Linked DNA regions of Homo sapiens: all the other regions are linked to region 1. A link is a contact called in ENCODE Hi-C or POLR2A ChIA-PET data. All regions are on one chromosome and are shown on one strand. The core of a region is the stretch at or near the end of the contact, and the rest is flanking DNA. Distances in the headings are between cores, read along the strand shown. Region 1 holds the start of YPEL5 (yippee like 5). Region 2 holds the start of TTC27 (tetratricopeptide repeat domain 27). Region 3 holds the start of RBKS (ribokinase). Region 4 overlaps BABAM2 (BRISC and BRCA1 A complex member 2). Region 5 holds the start of SLC30A6-DT (SLC30A6 divergent transcript).

Region 1 (3,167 bases), core at 485-2,984:
AATAGAAAACAGAAAAGGGAAATTAGTCTAGAGAAAAGTTCGCAATGATCCAACCAGGTAACATTATTTTCCAAGCTACATATATTTTACTAACGTCTCATAACTTGCTAAAATTATTGCTCGACTTTGTCCACGACTTTTGATTAAGTTATAAGCTTCTAGAGAAACTATTCTAAATTCTTTGTACTTTACTTCTTACCTAACCCAGTACAAGTATGCGATAAACTTTCAGGAAACGAATTCACCAAAGCACTTCACTTCTGGCATGAATATGTACCCTGGGAACACCACAGGCCTTTTGGTTCCTCTTTGGTGGAATGCAGCTGCGACGCTCTATATGTGGCTATGCAAAGTTAGCTAATATCCTACTCCTCCCAGTTTCTTCACCACCAAGTCTACTAATTTTCCAAAAACACAAGGTTAGCCCGAAGTTACTTCAGGTTTTCCATCTGTCAAGACGACGTAGAATAAAAATCCTCAGATTACCAACAGATCTCTGTAAACAGAAAAAGTTTAAAAATAAATGAGCTGTACAGCTTCCCAGACTCTCCCTTGAAAGGGAGATTAGTTGGTATCAGGATTAAACAGATCTTTGTAGTATTTCAATTTCCCACTCCCGCTGATCCGGACACTCATTTGTCCCATCTACCTGCAGAGAAGGTACAGGAAAGGGGTTGCAAGGGCACGCCCACCCTCCCGACTGCAAGCGGAGGGAAGGCCGCAGCCCGAAGCTGGCGGAGCTGGGCCGGCCCGGGCGACCCCCGGGTGGGCTCACCCGGCAGCCGCAGTGGGGCCCGCGAGCGCCCCCGCCGGCCCAGCTGATGGAGGCCACGTGACGCCAGCCGGCCAATCGGGAGGGACCGGGGCGGCAGAGCGCGGCGGCGGCGGTGGCGGCGGGGCCTCCCTCGGCACAACAAACACGAGCAGGAAACAGCTGAGCGGGTGGCCGGGGGGCTCTCTTGGTCCCGACACCCGGCGGGCTGCCCAACCGTCACCCTGCGCTGTCAGTCCCGGGTCCTCTGGGCAGGAGGGCGGGGGAGGCGGACGTTCATGGGGGGGAGGGGGCAAAGGGAGACACCGCCCCAGCCCGGTGGCTGGGCCGCTTGGGCCGGGCGTGGGCCCTGCTCAGGACGGTTCACGCCGTGCGGTCATCGCGGCCCAAACAACTCGGTCAAGTTCCGACTTGGATTCGGGGCGGAGACCGGGCGCGCCCCCGACTATGCGACGGGTGGGGGCGGGGCAGCCGCGGCGCGGCGCGGCGGGTTGGGGGTCGCGGCCAGACCGTCCGCCCAGGGGGCGCCGTGGGCCTCGGCGGCGGGCCTCGGAGGACGCGACGGGGAAACGGGGCGGAGGCGCGGGCGCCGCGCGGAGGGGTTGCGGCTGTTGTCGCACCGGTCGCCCGGCTGCGCGGCGGGGGCGGGCCGACGGCGGCCGCCGCGCCAGGCCTCACAAAGAGCAAACAGCCCCGCGCGTCCGCCCGCGGTCCCAGCGCCGGGGCCCACCCTGAAGGATCTGGGGCGGCCGCTCTGGGACCCCGGGAAGAGCGCGGCGAGGAAGAGGCACTTCCTGCCTGGGCCCCCCACCCTGGGCCGATTCCCGAGTGCCTCGAAGCCGCCCGACCCGAACGGGCGCCTCAGTCCCCACCGGCCCCGAGTCCAGCCCCTCCCGCGGGACTCACCCTGAGCGGCGGTGAGATCCGCGGCTGCCAGCGGCTTGTCGCTCTTCAGCTGGTATGAAGCCCCTCGGCCACCCGAGTCTCCAGGTTTAGTCAGGCCCTGGCCTTGGCCCCGCCTCTCCCTGGTTGGGCCTCAACGTCAGTCACCCGGCGTGGCTCCGCCCCCCCGCAGTCAGCTCTCCCGGTTGGCCCAGAACGCCCTTTATTTCTAGGCCCCGCCCCTGTCCTCGGCCTCCTGCCTTTTTCGCGGGGCCCCGCCCCTTCTCTGGCTCACCCTCCCCCACTCCCGCACCCCTCCGCTTCGCGGCCCACCCCTCTCAGAAGCCGCAGACCCAGGGCAGGCTTGCGACAGCTCGCCCCGCCCCTGACCCAGCACCTCGGACTCGTACAGCCAATCAAAGAGGCTAACTCTGCCCCTTCTCTCGAGGCGGCCAATGTAGTCAGTCTGGGGACCCACCTCCCCCTTTCAGCTGAGCGCACACAACACAGCATCCACGTGAGTCAGCTTCTTAAAGGCGAAGGCTTGGCCTGTCTAATTGCGGCAGCTGCGAGACATCGCACGTCATTAGCGTCACCAGGTAGCGGCTGGAGCCGAGCTTCCTGATACCTAGTGAGCCGCGGTGATGACAAATGAAAACAATAAGCTGTTTCCTAGACAAACAGCTGCCTAGGTAACTAAAGTGCACCGTGTAATTCGTTTCTTGGAGGCCGTTTCCCCGACCACCCCTGGTAGAGGGCTGCCTTTTGCTTTCAAACCCCTAGCCCTCGAGTCTAAGCGCATAGGCACTCCTAAGAAACATCTGTGGATACAGGATTTTTCAACTGCGCTTGACTTTATTTACAACTCATTTGAATGTTTTTTCTGGGTAGTGGAAATGATTCTCAAAAAGATGAAGAAATTCAGTCTTCTATATGGCGAATTTCTGCCTCAGAGAGTGAGATTTGTTCATTGCAAAGAGCAGCTGTTCCCTTAACCCTTATCAATGCTTAAGATGGAAGATGTTGCTTCTCATTCCATTAGAGTTGCCCAGGTACTTACATCTCTGTTAGCTGACTTTCGGGATAAAACCAAAATATTTGATGACGCATACCTCTCAGATTAAAAATGTAGGTTAGCATTTGGGGCTAGTTTGCAACATGTTTAAAGTCATTATTGGTGGAAGAGAAGCTGCTAAGCAAATTCTAGCACTTGACTCCCGCTCATCCCCAAATCCACAAGTATTTTCATTTAGTTCGTCTGAAGTTTACCTGAGCATCAAAGGCAAAAGGACTAGTTATCTTTTAATAAGTGAGTTTTCCAGGAGATAAGTTTTTTTGTTTGTTTGTTTCAGACGGAGTCTTGCTCTGTCGCCCAGGCTCGAGTGCAGTGGCATGATCTTGGCTCACTGCAACCTCCGCCTCCCGGGTTCAAGCAATTCTCCTGCCTCTGCCTCCTGAGTAGCTGGAATTACAGGCGCACACCACCACGCCCGGCTAATTTTTGTATTTTTAG
Region 2 (3,167 bases), core at 198-2,697, 2.5 Mb before region 1:
CGCCACTGCACTCCAGCCTAGGCGACAGAGCGAGACTCTGTCTCAAAAAAATAAAAAAAATAAATCATTGCCGCCTAGGCCGTGCATGGTGGCTCATGGCTGTAATCCCAGCACTTTGGGAGGCCGAGGCGGGTGGATCACCTGAGGTCAGGAGTTCCAGACCAGCCTGACCAACATGATGAAAGCCGTCTCTACTAAAAACACAAAATTAGCCGGGCATGGTGGTGCATGCCTGTAGTCCCAGCTACTTTGGAGGCTGAAGCAGGAGAATCGCTTGAACCGGGGAAGCGGAGGTTGCAGTGAGCCGAGATGGCACCAGTGCACTCCAGCCAGAGCAACAAGAGGGAGACTCCATCCCCCCAAAAAAACAACTTTGCTGCCTCATTTTAGCTCCTCTGCTTACCAACAGTGTGACCTTAAATAAATTACTTAACCAGACCCGGGCGCGGTGGCTCAGGCCTGTAATCCCAGCACTTTGGGAGGCTGAGGCAGGCGAATCATCTGAGGTCAGGAGTTCCAGACCAGCTAGGCCAACATGGTGAAACCTCGACTCTACTAAAAATACAAAATTAGCCGGGCGTGGTGGCGCATGCCTGTAATCCCAGCTACCCTGGAGGCTGAGGCAGGAGAATCACTTGAACCCGGGAGGCGGAGGTTGCAGCGAGCCGAGATCGCGCCATTGCACTCCAGCCTGGGCAAAAAGCAAAACTCCGTCTCAATAAATAAATAAATAAATAAATAAATAAATAAATAAATAGATAAAATAAAATTACTTAACCCAACTGTATTTACAGATCTTCACCGCAAAATGGGATTAAAAATTGAATCTACCTTAAGTATCTACTATAAGCATTAAATGACTGAGTACATGTTAAGGGCTTAGAAAAATAACTGACATTGCCATTGTCATTATTACTGAACCTGGGCGGTAAGAAGTTTTGCGCAAAGAAAGTGAGGACCACGCCCACCATGTCAAAGACTAAACGACCCAAAGCCTCAAGGAATCAGCTAGACTGTGTTAGGGAAAAATGAAGGGAGGGATGAGAATCAGTCGCTGCCATCCCTTTTCCTCACAGTTCCCACGATAGCCTAAGGCCCGGTAGGTGCGCCTCTCACCTGAACCGACGACCCCCTCCTGTTTCCATTGCTGCCGCTCAGCCTCAGTGGGGAATCCCCTCAGAATTGCCAGCTCCGGGGTCCACATCACCCCAGACACCGCTGCAGCCAAAACAGGCTCCCACGAGGGCCACACGGGAGTCAACAAAAGAAAGTGAAAACAGGAGAGTCCAAAGGCGCTGAAATCTAGTGGCGACAGTTACCGTAAATACACCTGCGGCCCTAGAATTCCATGTGCGGATACTACCTCAAGGAGGCGGCCATAACAGCAGCGCGGGGCACCCTGGGAAAAACACGCACGCTCTCTGGTCTGGCTTCCGCCTAGGAGAAGAACCCGAGCTTGAGTAAGGAGCCTGTTGGGTGGTTATGCCCCACCCCGGGGCGGGCAATAGGGGGAGTTGAGGGCGCGGTCGCGCTCAGCCCCGCCCCCAGTGGGACCGCTTCCAAGAACTGTGAACGTGGAAGTGAGTGTGCCTCCCACCGAGGGCTAGGGTTCAAATGCAACTCAAAACGGACGTCTTGGCCAAAGCAGTTTGATTAGAAGGGCTAGAGTTGTGATTCTTAAAGCATTTTGGGTTAGAACGCTCTCGACAACCCGATGAAAACCACAGTCCTTCGCGCAGAGTGCAGGTGGGCCCTTGCTCTCAGCCTAAGGGTACCCTCTCAGGGAATCACAGACCCTCTGACGTGGAGTCGGTGAAGCCCAGGTTGGAACCCCGTCAGCATAGCATGGGTCTTTCGGCGAATGAGCGTGTAAGGAAAGGATCTGGTTTTGACACTGCTCTACATGAATCATGGCCGGGTGGGAAATCTGCCCCTGCCGCTGGTGCAGGGAAGTTTTTGGAACACTGTCGGAACGCTGTAGAAGAGTGATCCCAGGGGTGATCACAAAGAAATTGCAAGGAGACAAACCAGCCTCCGCTGGTACCTTATTTGCACTTCTTTGAATCTTCCTAGCAGCACTCCAAAGAAACAGTTAGAGGGCGGGCGCGGTAGCTCACGCCTGTAATCTCAGCACTTTGGGAGGATGAAGCGGATGGATCACCTGAGGTCAGGAGTTCGAGACCAGCCTGGCCAATATGGTGAAACCCGTCTCTACTAAAAATACAAAAATTAGCCGGACGTAGTGGGGCACCCCTGTAAACCCAGCTACTCGGGACGGTGAGGCGGGGGAATTGCTTGAACCCGGGAGGCGGAGGTTTCAGTGAGCTGAGATGGTGCCACTGCACTCCAGCCTGGGCAATAGGAAAGAGGGAGGGAGGGAGGGAAGAAGGAAGGAAGGGAGGGAGGGAGGGAAGGAGGGAAGGAAAACAGGACTATGGCTTTGTCCCATTGGCTTGACACCTGTACTGAGATATGTCATGTAAGAGCCAGGAGAAAACTGCAGGGTAACTCTGACCACAAGAGCAAAAGCTCTCTGAAAAGAGGCTGACCCGGTACCCAGCTCCAAGGAAGAAGCTAAATAAATGTTAATTCACTTTCTTACTCAGTAAAGAGCCACTCCAGAATGTGAAGGGAGAGGAACTCAGCTCAGCTCATTTCAGCCATTGCCATCAGATACCAAAGGAAGCCGGACCTGACTGTGATTGGAGAAGAGCGGATGCCCTAAAATGTCCTCCCACTGAGAAGTAATTAAAAACTGTTTTTCAGGCCGGGCGCAGTGGCTCACGCCTGTAATCTCAGCACTTTGGGAGGCCGAGGCGGGCGGATCATGAGGTCAGGAGATGGAGACCATCCTGCCTAACAAGGTGAAACCCCATCTCTACTAAAAATATTTTTTTAAAAAATTAGCCGGGCGTAGTGGCGGGCGCCTGTAGTCCCAGCTGCTCAGGAGGCTGCCGCAGGAGAATGGCCTGAACCCAGGAGGCGGAGGTCGCAGTGAGCCAAGATCGCGCCACTGCACTCCAGCCTGGGCAGCAGAGCGAGACTCCGTCTCAAAAAAATAAACAAACAAAAAAAACCCCACTATTTTTCTAGAAAATGATACTTGACCAGGTTGTCTGTTCATTTCCTTAAGTATAAAAGCCAGCACTGTCTAAACTAATTTGATA
Region 3 (3,167 bases), core at 400-2,899, 2.3 Mb after region 1:
AAAATGTGAACAGACAAAAAGTAAAAATTTAAACAAATGATTGCTTTACCACTAAAAACAAACTGGACTATTGCTGACCTACTGCTGAACCTGGTCTGAGTGATTCACTAGTCAAATGTTAAAGGGAACAGCCTTGCTCTAGAAGCCAAACCATACTAAGTGACAACAATACATTCTAATTCAGCAACGGTCGTGACTTTAGGATGACACCTGAGGGAATGAATTCTATTTCCAGGGCAGCCATAATACTATGTTTTAACAGTGCAAGGTTTCACGCAGTATTAAAATCTATTTCAACCATGAGGAGGTGTGACTTCTCTAAAAAAAAAGGGCGGGGGGTGGGGAGTGGAACACAATGACTCCAAAATCAGAAGTCACTTAGCCAAAAACACTGGTCCTTTGGTGCAGTGAACCGGGTACATGGACAGGGAGTCACCACCGGTAGTAACTCTTACGCATGGCAGCACTATAATACACCCCAGATATACAAATATTTACGGTGGTCAGAGTCCCCTGAATACTACTACTGCAATTTGTATTTCCTGATTTTGACGTATTGCAAAAGGAAAATGCAAAATTACAATTTTTGCAAGGGTCTGCTACCCCAAAATAAAGTTACAAAAGGTCCTTTGATGAGAGGCCTGGGGATTACAAAGACGTCTAAAGCACCATCCAGGTTCTTGCAATTAAAATGAGATGACAAACACGGAAACATGTGCCCTGCTGACGTCATGGAACGGAAAGGGGTGGCATCCTGCTGCGTCACGTCGACGTCATACAGCGCACGAGGGAAGTTACACTGGGGAAGCAATTTCCCCCAAGGGGCAACATTCGAGAAAAACAAGTTAGCTCAGACCCGAAGAATGACCACCCCACTCTAGGGGACGTCTTAAAAAGGGACACTCTCCCCTCTTCCAAACTGTATGATTCCCCTCATCAGGCAACAAGGAACTAATACTCGGGGTTTACAGGAACCAGGGGATGGGCCAGATATGGAGAAAGAGACGCCTCTGGCCTTGGGGGCTCGTTCTTGAGGGAATCAGCGTGATGGGGATGAGAAGGGCATCTTTGGAACGGGGGCCTTCTCCATAGGAAGAGGAGGCGAGTCCCCTGGCCATATTTAAACCACAGTTCTCCACGCCACCTGTGCGACTCGGGATCCAACCTCCCCGCACCAGCCCCAGTCCAGGTACCTGGAACTTAGTCCGATCGGTAACCGGCGACTACGTGGGGTACAGGTACCCGAGCGCGCCCCCGACAGACGCACCGACCTGCGCGCGCGCCGCGGGCAGGATGCGTGCGCACTCCCCGGACGTCCCGCCCCGCCCCCTCTGCGGCCCCGAAGCTGGGCGGCGTGCGCGCCCCCGCGCCGCGCCGAGCCGGGCGCTCGGAAAGGCGTCCCCGCGGTGCCTGACAGTTCCTTCCTCAGCGCCTGCCCCGTGAGTGACGAGGAGCGCGGAGTCTCGCCATATCAGGAGGGCCCTGTTACGTGAGGCTGTGCACCGAGACTATTCCAGGAAGAAGAGGGGACACTTGGTGGGCGGGGTGATTTCGGGCAGTCAGGTGGGCGACCCGCGTAGGCGTCTGAAAGGCCCGCGTCGTTAGGGAGGGCAGGAGTGGCGTCTCTGGTTACGGGGTCGGGCAAAGGGCAGAGGTCACCGTCCAGGTTGGACAGCAGCACCTTTGAGCGATGGCGGCGTCTGGGGAACCCCAGAGGCAGTGGCAAGAGGAGGTGGCGGCGGTGGTAGTGGTGGGCTCCTGCATGACCGACCTGGTCAGGTTAGTCCGGGGCCAGTTACTCAGTCTGCGGCTCGGGGGAGGAGGCGTGCCGTGCGCTATGCGCCCAGTGGAGCTTTTGGGCGCTGGGTCTCCAGGGATAGACAGTGCTAGCTTTGGGTATGAGCTGCAGGTTTTCGAAGCCTTCAGCCTACCTTCCTGGCATGAAAGAACTTGAGTATATAAAGGTAAATCTCAGGGGAGGGGACGTAATAGGCCAGGGTTTAGTGAAAGCTCTAATATTACTCAAAGCGCTCCCCAAAGACCTGCCCTCCAAAGACTTGCGCCCCCAAAGACCTTTCTTGGCCCGGCTGCTGAGCCTTTCCCCAAACGAGCCAGGGAACTTTGCCCACGTCATTTTACCTCCGAGAATGTGCCTACCTCACAGGGTTGTTGTGAGGACTAAATGAAGTAAAGTGTTTTGTCAAGCGTAACATTATCCAAATTGGGTATTATTCGTCTGAGCTTATTGTATAAAATAATGAGTTGAGCAGAAATCAAAAAGACTGTCACCTTTCACCATGTTGATTGTCGGCATTACTGCAGTATTTTATATTTACAGCGTATTTTTCAGCAAGCCAAGTATGAATCAAAATAAAAACATAAACACAGTATTTACAACCTCTGAAAACGATGATCAAATTATGATAGAAAATATGCCAAATGAAAATTGTTGAGTTAGGTCAGTAAGATTGAGTAGACAGATCCTTCTGATTTTTCTTTTTTTTAAATTAAGGTAGCTTTTCTGATTACAAAAGTAATGTATGTTCACTGTAAAATTAGTAATAAATTCAGATATTCCAAGAAAATCCTACCACTCCAATTACTGCAGTTCAGTCTTTTGATGAATATCTTTTCAGTTGTAATGCTACTTTGTGTTATAAAAATGATCAGGTATGCTACAGTAACACCTCATTCGTCCTGAAATGTTGCTTTTCCAAAGGGTAATAGAGAACGTGGAACTAAACAAAAAGGCTTTGGGACAATCAAAATAAGTCACCAAATTGCTGCACCAAACCACCTGTATTCTACTCAGAAAATAGGTCTAGGGTCTTCATGTAACCAATTTAACCTTACCTTAAAATATTTATAAGCTGTGTTACCAAATTTCCACTGAGATTAGAAAGGTGGGAGTTAGAGAAGAGACTGCTAGAGGCAGTTATAGTGACTGACGAAAACTTGAGGATGAGTAGGAGACTGTGTAACGAGAAGAAGCAACAAAAGAATTTTAAATACCAATGACCTTTATTTTTCCACAAATATTAGAACTATTCTGTCAGACACTGTGCCAAGATAAAAATACTTTCCTTTGGTGACAGAGCATAAAATTGAATCTAGTTGGAGACATTTGTTGAAGAGGCCTGTACATCTTTTTCTAGAGCAAGAGTAAG
Region 4 (3,167 bases), core at 410-2,909, 2.2 Mb after region 1:
CACATCAAAACCACGAGATACCATCTAACATCAGTCAGAATGGCTATTACTAAAAAGTCAAAAAATAACAAAATGCTGGTGAGGCTGCACAGAAAAGGAAATGCTTACACACTGTTGGTGGGAACATAAACTAGTTCAGCCACTGTGGAAAGCAGTTTGGAGATTTCTCAAAGAACTTAAAATAGAGCTACCATTCAACCCTGCAATCCCATTACTGTGTATATACCCAAAAGAATATAAATCATTCTATGAAAAAAACACATATACTCATATGTTCATTGCAGCACTATTCACAATAGCAAAGACTTGGAATCATCCTAGATGCCCATCAAGAGTGAATCTGATAAAGAAAATGTACATAGGCCAGGCGCAGTGGCTCACACCTGTAATCTCAGCACTTTGTGAGGCTGAGGCAGATGGATCACCTGAGGTGAGGAGTTCGAGACCAGCCTGGTTAACATGGCGAAACCACGTCTCTACTAAACAAAAAAATACAAAAATTGGCTGGGCATGGTGGCGCATGCCTGTAGTCTCAGCTACTTGGGAGGCTAAGGCAGGAGAATTGCTTGAATCCAGGGGGTGGAGGTTGCAGTGAGCCGAGATTGTGCCGCTGCACTCCAGCCTGGGCAACAGAGTAAGACTCCATCTCAAAAAAAAAAAAAGAAAAAAAGAAAATGTGGTACATATACACCATGGAATACTACACAGCCATAAAAAAGAATGAGATCATGTCCTTTGCAGCAATATGGATGTAGCTGGAGGCTATTATCCTACCAAACTAACCAGGAACAGAAAGCCAAATACCACATGTTCTCACTTGTAAGTGGAAGCTAAACATTGGAGTATACATGGACACAAAGAGGGGAATAATAGACACTGGGGCCTACTTGAGGGTGGAGGGTGAGAGGAGGGTGATGGTCAAAAACCTACCAATCGGGTACTTTGCTCACTATCTAGGTGACTAAATCTTTTGTACACCAAACCCCAGTGATATGCAATTTACCCACGTAACAAACCTGCACATGTAACCCCAGAACCTAAAATGAAACTTGAAAAAGAAAAAAAGAAAAAGGTAAATGACTGGTTTTCTGCCAATGATAGATTATTCTTATCAGTTGCTGCATTAAATGATTACTGACTGAAACTCCAAGTATGGAAGTGAGAGTCAGACAAGAACTTTGTGGAAACGCCAGTTTGAAGGAGATAGTCTCAACAAAAAGTAAGTTCAAGCAATAGAGTTTGTGTCCGTCCATTTTTGCATCACTATAAAGAACTAACCGAGGACTGGATAATTTATAAAAAGAGGTTTAATTGGCTCACAGTTCTGCAGGCTGTACAGGAAGCATGGTGCCAGCATCTGCTTCTGGCAAAGACCTCAGCAAGCTTACAATCATGGCAGGAGGTGAAGGGAGAGCAGGCACATCACAAGATGAGAGTGGCAGTGAGAGCAAGAGGAGGTGCCACGCTCTTTTAAACAACCAGATCTCACATGAAGTCAGAGCAAGAACTCTTTCATTATCACAAGGACAGCACCACACCATTCATGAGGGATCCACCCCCATGACCCAAACACTTCCCACTAGGCTCACCTCCAACACTGGAGGTCACATTTCAACATGATATTTGGAGGTGACACATATCCAAACCATTTCAGAGCTTTACGAAAAACTTTGAAGAGGTGACTCATTTCCAAGAGTTAGCTCTAACCCTTAGTGTGTCCTTACACTGAAATTTAATATCTCTCTGAAAATTCCATTTGCTGGTTCTGAGAACTTTATGGGACAAGTTTAATTTATCTGTAATATCACAGCCCTTCAATTATTTGAAGGCAGTTCTCGTGACCTATCTTTCAACCCCACTAGGAGTCACCTCTTAGACAGGCTTACTATCCCAGTCTCCTTCACTATTCCTCATCTGACTTGTTTCAATTTCCTTCATCATTTGGCTCTCTCCTCTCTGAATATGTACCAGTTTGTCTATAGCTCTCTTAGAGGATAACACCCAGATCTCAAGATAAGATTCTAGGTGTGTTCTAAAGAGCACAGAAACAAATACAAAAATCCATGCCTTAATTTATGTATTAAACTTCTATTGATAAATGGCATTGTAAGTTAAAATAGCTTTTTTGGCAGCCTCATCAGTAGTGACTCCTATTATGCTTCTTATTAACTAAAAGCCCTAACATTTTTATGTATTTACCACTGCTAAGCTACATATCCCTCTTCTTAACTGGGACAACTAAATTTTAGAATCCATTTTGAAATTTTAAATTTATCTGTATTATATTTCAGTATCGCTAGATTTACCTATTTAAAGTCCATCATGATATTCTTAGATTCTACTCCAATTTTGGGTTGGCACTCCTAACTTCAAATTATAAACATACTGGCTAGGCATCCTTCTGGAAACCTCCCTTTATGACAATTTATAAACAATAAACAATCTTGGGTGCAATAATTTAAACAATAATGTCTAACCAATAATAATATGAACTTAAACATTCATCACAAGTTTGTCAAGGAACTTGTCAACTGCCTCAGCAATGTAGGCTGTTGTGCCTACAAATGCAAGGATGCCACTAATTATTCCATTGCACAGCATTCTTTTCATCTTGAGTGGTAGAGTTTAATTTCCAATATCAAGGAAAAAGACTCTAAGGAATTACTACATCTGAGAGTTGGCATATTTACATGAATTAGGCTCTCAAACAAAATCTGTAGAACAAAGGATGGAAGTAGGGGGCAGAGGCTAAACTTAGGTCATTTAAATTTGCCTCCTCTTCTTAGAAGACTTCCTTCTGCCATATCCCTCTCCTAGACTTCGGACCACACCTAATCCTTCTTTGCACTTCTAATATCTGAAGCAGTGCTATGTAATAGAAATAATAATGCAAGCCACATACATAATTTTAAACTTACCAGTAGCCACATTCAAACAGTAAAAAGAAAAAAGGTGACATAAAAATTATAAACTATTTTTTAACTTTATACACAGTAAAATTCATCTTTTTCTGTACACCTATAAGAGTTGTATAACATGCAGAGATTTGTGTAAACATCACCAAAATTAGGATACAGAACAATTCTATCACTCTCCAATATGTCTTCATGCTATCCCTGTGTATTTAAATATTCCGACCATTCCTTATTCCTGGAAACCTCTGACCT
Region 5 (3,167 bases), core at 222-2,721, 2.0 Mb before region 1:
CAGCTGCTCGGGAAGGTGAGGCAGGAGAATCGCTTGAACCCGGGAGGCGGAAGTTGTGGTGAGCCGCGATCGCGCCATTGCACTCCAGCCTGGGCAACAAGAGTGGAACTCCGTCTCGAAAACAACAACAAAAAAAGAGGCTGTAAAAGTAAGAAGCTTGATAATGAGTGGCTTTGTATGCCATGCTAAACAGGACTTTATCTTGAGTGCTACAGAAAAAAAAAAAAGGAGAAAATTTGAGTAAGGGAGTGATGTGGTCAAATTTTAGAAATATAACTCTGGCTACAGGCTTCACAATGGTGAATGTTTTGAAGAAGAGCGTAACTGAAGGCTATTTGATCATTAGCCAAAAAGTGTAAACTTTTACCCATTTTCTGTGTGCAAAAGGATTACAGAAAATTTACAAAACATAAAGTGTGTGAATGAGGCATTTTCCCGACCATATCCACTTAAGTAAAAAACTTAGTACAGTGACAAAAGCTTAGGCACAGAAATGTGGTCTCTTTCTCATACGTAGGCTATCAATAAGTACTCCATAAATTTTTCTAATAAATGCATTTTCAAAAGGCACACGCCACTTGGACACTTCAAATCCCAACCAACTGCTTATCTTTAAAGTTCAGAGCTATATATTTGAGCTCTAAAGGCAAAGAATGACTAATTCTAACAAATTTGAGAGAAAACACCATATCCCAACAACCATAACGTCTACTGGGTCTTCCATTAGTTTCTACAAACCCAGAAATAAAGCAGCAATAAAATGTCCTACCAACACCTTGACTTTCTGTAGTTACTGCGCTTATGAAATTTGCTGCCGTAATCAGGCTACTTAATATTTAGTAAAGCCAAGTTGCAGAGTGAGACGTCTGCCCTAAAACCCTATTACTAACCTTTTTTTTTTTTTTCCGCTGGCGTTATCGCCACTGCTCTAAGAATCACTATTACAGTTGTTGCTGTGGACTTGTTTTCAGATCTTTTGTTGGTGGCCTAGTTGTTGACGCTGGCAAAAACTTTTATTACCTTAAAGAAATCTCGGCAGAGGGAAGTCAGAAACTCGCCAGGAGCTGAAAGCTCTGCCTGCAGCGGGGCCTAGATCGTGAGCGCCTGCGGAACAGGTGAGGGACCGAAAGGGACCAGAACTCTGAAGGGGAACATTTTGGGAGACAGCCGCTCCTGCCAAGGGGCCCGACTTCAACTCCAATGACCCCTCCTCTGGGTGGCTGAGGGATTTCAAGGTCGCTTCGGGACCAAATAAGATAAACCGAATCAGCTACAGCCGAAACCCTCACCCCAACAGCCAACTCACCATGATAAGGAGCTGCACAGCTCCCGCCGGAAGCCGTTCTGGGTGCTCGAGTTTTCCCAGAACGGAAGGGGTGGGGCACCAGTGGGCGATTGGCTGTGAGGAAAGCGTGGGAGGAAGTGCGTGCTCTGGCCTCCGGCTTCCGTCCCCTTCCCGGCTGTCCCTGCACTCCGTGGCGGAAGGCGGCTAGAGCGGCTCCCTCTGAGCTCTCCGAGAGATTGGTCGGGACCTGAAGCGTTGAGGTTAAGGGCAAGGCAAGGAGCAACGAGGAGTTTTTCGTTACGTTAGAAAAATTTCGTTGCGTGCTGAAGCGCTTTTACCTGTGTTGTATGATTTAACCTTATGAAAATGGACAGTATTCCAGTTTTACAAGTGAGGAAAGAAGATTAAGAAACTTGCCTCCGCCAGGCGTGGTGGTTCACTCCTGTAATCCCAGCACTTTCGGCGGCGAGGCAGGCGGATCACTTGAGGTCAGGAGTTCGAGACCAGCCTGGCCAACATGGTGAAACCCCGGCTCTACTAAAAATGCAAAAATTAGCCGGGCGTAGTGGCACGCGCCTGTAATCCCAGCTACTCTGGAGGCTGAGGCAGGAGAATCGCTTGAACCTAGGAGGCGGAGGTTGCAGTGAGCCGAGATCGCGCCACTACACTCCAGCCTGGGCGACAGCGCGAGACTCCGTCTCAAAAAAAAGAAACTTGCCTTGAGTCCTACATATAGTTTGCTGTAGTAGCAGAATTTGAACTCGGACCGACTAATGGTCTACTTAATAAAATGCTATTTGGATTCTCTATAAAATTAATAATATAGAAGTAATGTTAATTATAGAAAACTTGGAAAATATTAAATTCATTCGATAAAGATTGAATATGTAGCACGTGTGTTTGTCAGATACTGGTCTCGTGAAAATTATATTCTGGTAGGGAAGACAGAAAACAAGTAGGGATAAAGAAATTTTTAAAAGATATTCATAAGTAGTGTCGTGTAGAAAACTGGGTATAGGTTGAGTATCCTTCATCCCAAATGCTTAAGACCAGAACTGTTTCAGATTGTGGCTCTTTATCTTGGGGATGGGGCCAGAGGCTAAACTTGAAATTCATTTATGTTTCGTATACACCTTATGCACATAGCCTCAGGGTAATTTTATGCAATTTTAAAAATTGTGTGTGTATCAAACAAAATTTTGACTACAGCTTTTTACATGCGGTCAGGTGTGGAATTTTCCACTGTGGCATCGTGTTGATGATCAAAAAGTTTTGATTTTGGAGCATTTTAATTTCAGATGGTTGGATTAGGGTTGCTGAACATGTAATGGTATACAGAACAACTGAGTAGGTGTGGTGCTCACGTCTGTAATCCCAGCACTTTGGGAGGCCTAGGCGGGCGAATCACGAGGTCAGGAGTTTGAGACCAGCCTGGCCAACATGGTGAAACCCTGTCTGTACTAAAGATAAAAAAAATTAGCTGGGCGTAGTGGCGGGTGCCTGTAATCCCAGCTGCTAAGAAGGCTGAGGCAGGAGAATTGCTTGAACCCGGGAGGCAGAGGTTGCAGTGAGGCGAGATCGTGCCCCTGCTCTCCAGCCTGGGCAACAGTGCAACACTTCATCTCAAAAAAATAAATAAGAAGTAAAAAATAAATAAAATCGTAGGTATTATCATCTATCGACAATCTGTTCTCCACACTGCAGCCACAGTAATCTTTTTTAGTAGAGGAGAGGTCTTGCTATGTTGCGCAGGCTGGTCTGGAACTCCTGGGCTCAAGTGATCCTCCTGCCTCAGCCTCCCAAGATGCTAGCATTACAGGCATGAGCCAACACCCCTGTCCTATACCTAGGATTTAATGAACATTCAATATGTGGTAGGCAG

Evidence for each region. Hi-C counts contacts between places; a loop is a spot of excess contacts on that map. ChIA-PET counts read pairs that join two places held with the same protein, here RNA polymerase II (POLR2A). Pooled maps may share reads with other maps.
Region 2: a loop to region 1 is called in a map of naive thymus-derived CD4-positive, alpha-beta T cell, with 19 times the contacts of the local background. The contact joins the promoter of TTC27 here to the promoter of YPEL5 in region 1. A Hi-C loop is called at or near these places in 2 of 168 maps with a recorded cell type or tissue (CD4-positive, alpha-beta memory T cell and naive thymus-derived CD4-positive, alpha-beta T cell), 3 of 37 single-sample maps with no recorded cell type and 13 of 50 pooled maps.
Region 3: a loop to region 1 is called in a map of CD4-positive, alpha-beta memory T cell, with 13 times the contacts of the local background. The contact joins the promoter of RBKS here to the promoter of YPEL5 in region 1. A Hi-C loop is called at or near these places in 1 of 168 maps with a recorded cell type or tissue (CD4-positive, alpha-beta memory T cell), 2 of 37 single-sample maps with no recorded cell type and 9 of 50 pooled maps. POLR2A ChIA-PET finds 5 or more read pairs at or near these places in 1 of 52 experiments (activated B cell).
Region 4: a map of transverse colon shows a loop between it and region 1 (21-fold over the local background). The contact joins the enhancer-like site here to the promoter of YPEL5 in region 1. A Hi-C loop is called at or near these places in 1 of 168 maps with a recorded cell type or tissue (transverse colon). POLR2A ChIA-PET finds 5 or more read pairs at or near these places in 1 of 52 experiments (HepG2).
Region 5: a loop to region 1 is called in a map with no recorded cell type, with 11 times the contacts of the local background. The contact joins the promoter of SLC30A6-DT here to the promoter of YPEL5 in region 1. A Hi-C loop is called at or near these places in 3 of 37 single-sample maps with no recorded cell type and 17 of 50 pooled maps. POLR2A ChIA-PET finds 5 or more read pairs at or near these places in 2 of 52 experiments (activated CD4-positive, alpha-beta T cell and activated CD4-positive, alpha-beta memory T cell).

Annotation. Positions count from the first base shown.
Region 1 is chr2:30,145,574-30,148,740 of GRCh38, reverse strand. YPEL5 (yippee like 5) reads right to left here and starts at 1,734. Exons shown (of 3, transcript NM_016061.3): 1 at 1,679-1,734. RefSeq lists silencers at 621-1,060, 1,351-1,520, 1,551-2,130.
Region 2 is chr2:32,626,330-32,629,496 of GRCh38, reverse strand. It overlaps TTC27 (tetratricopeptide repeat domain 27), which reads right to left and starts at 1,447. Exons shown (of 20, transcript NM_017735.5): 1 at 1,117-1,447. The coding sequence starts at 1,204. It overlaps LOC124905985 (a long non-coding RNA gene), which reads left to right and starts at 2,719. Exons shown (of 3, transcript XR_007086273.1): 1 at 2,719-2,864. RefSeq lists a silencer at 958-1,087 and enhancers at 1,338-1,397, 926-1,585, 1,808-1,867, 1,586-2,247.
Region 3 is chr2:27,888,869-27,892,035 of GRCh38, reverse strand. It overlaps RBKS (ribokinase), which reads left to right and starts at 1,649. Exons shown (of 8, transcript NM_022128.3): 1 at 1,649-1,779. The coding sequence starts at 1,691. BABAM2 (BRISC and BRCA1 A complex member 2) reads right to left here and starts at 1,307. Exons shown (of 12, transcript NM_199191.3): 1 at 1,194-1,307. BABAM2-AS1 (BABAM2 antisense RNA 1) reads left to right here and starts at 922. Exons shown (of 1, transcript NR_028308.1): 1 at 922-2,580. RefSeq lists a silencer at 1,182-1,461.
Region 4 is chr2:27,976,528-27,979,694 of GRCh38, reverse strand. The region is part of intron 3 of BABAM2 (BRISC and BRCA1 A complex member 2); the gene reads right to left. Among named protein-coding and RNA genes, the nearest start is that of MIR4263, 18 kb to the left of the region's middle. Within about 2 kb of position 1,659, at least 7 of the 41 ENCODE cell types and tissues checked have a DNase peak (open chromatin) inside an H3K27ac peak, as active enhancers do.
Region 5 is chr2:32,164,043-32,167,209 of GRCh38, reverse strand. It overlaps SLC30A6-DT (SLC30A6 divergent transcript), which reads left to right and starts at 1,471. Exons shown (of 1, transcript NR_185886.1): 1 at 1,471-2,169. It overlaps SLC30A6 (solute carrier family 30 member 6), which reads right to left and starts at 1,346. Exons shown (of 14, transcript NM_017964.5): 1 at 1,307-1,346. The coding sequence starts at 1,309. RefSeq lists an enhancer at 1-26.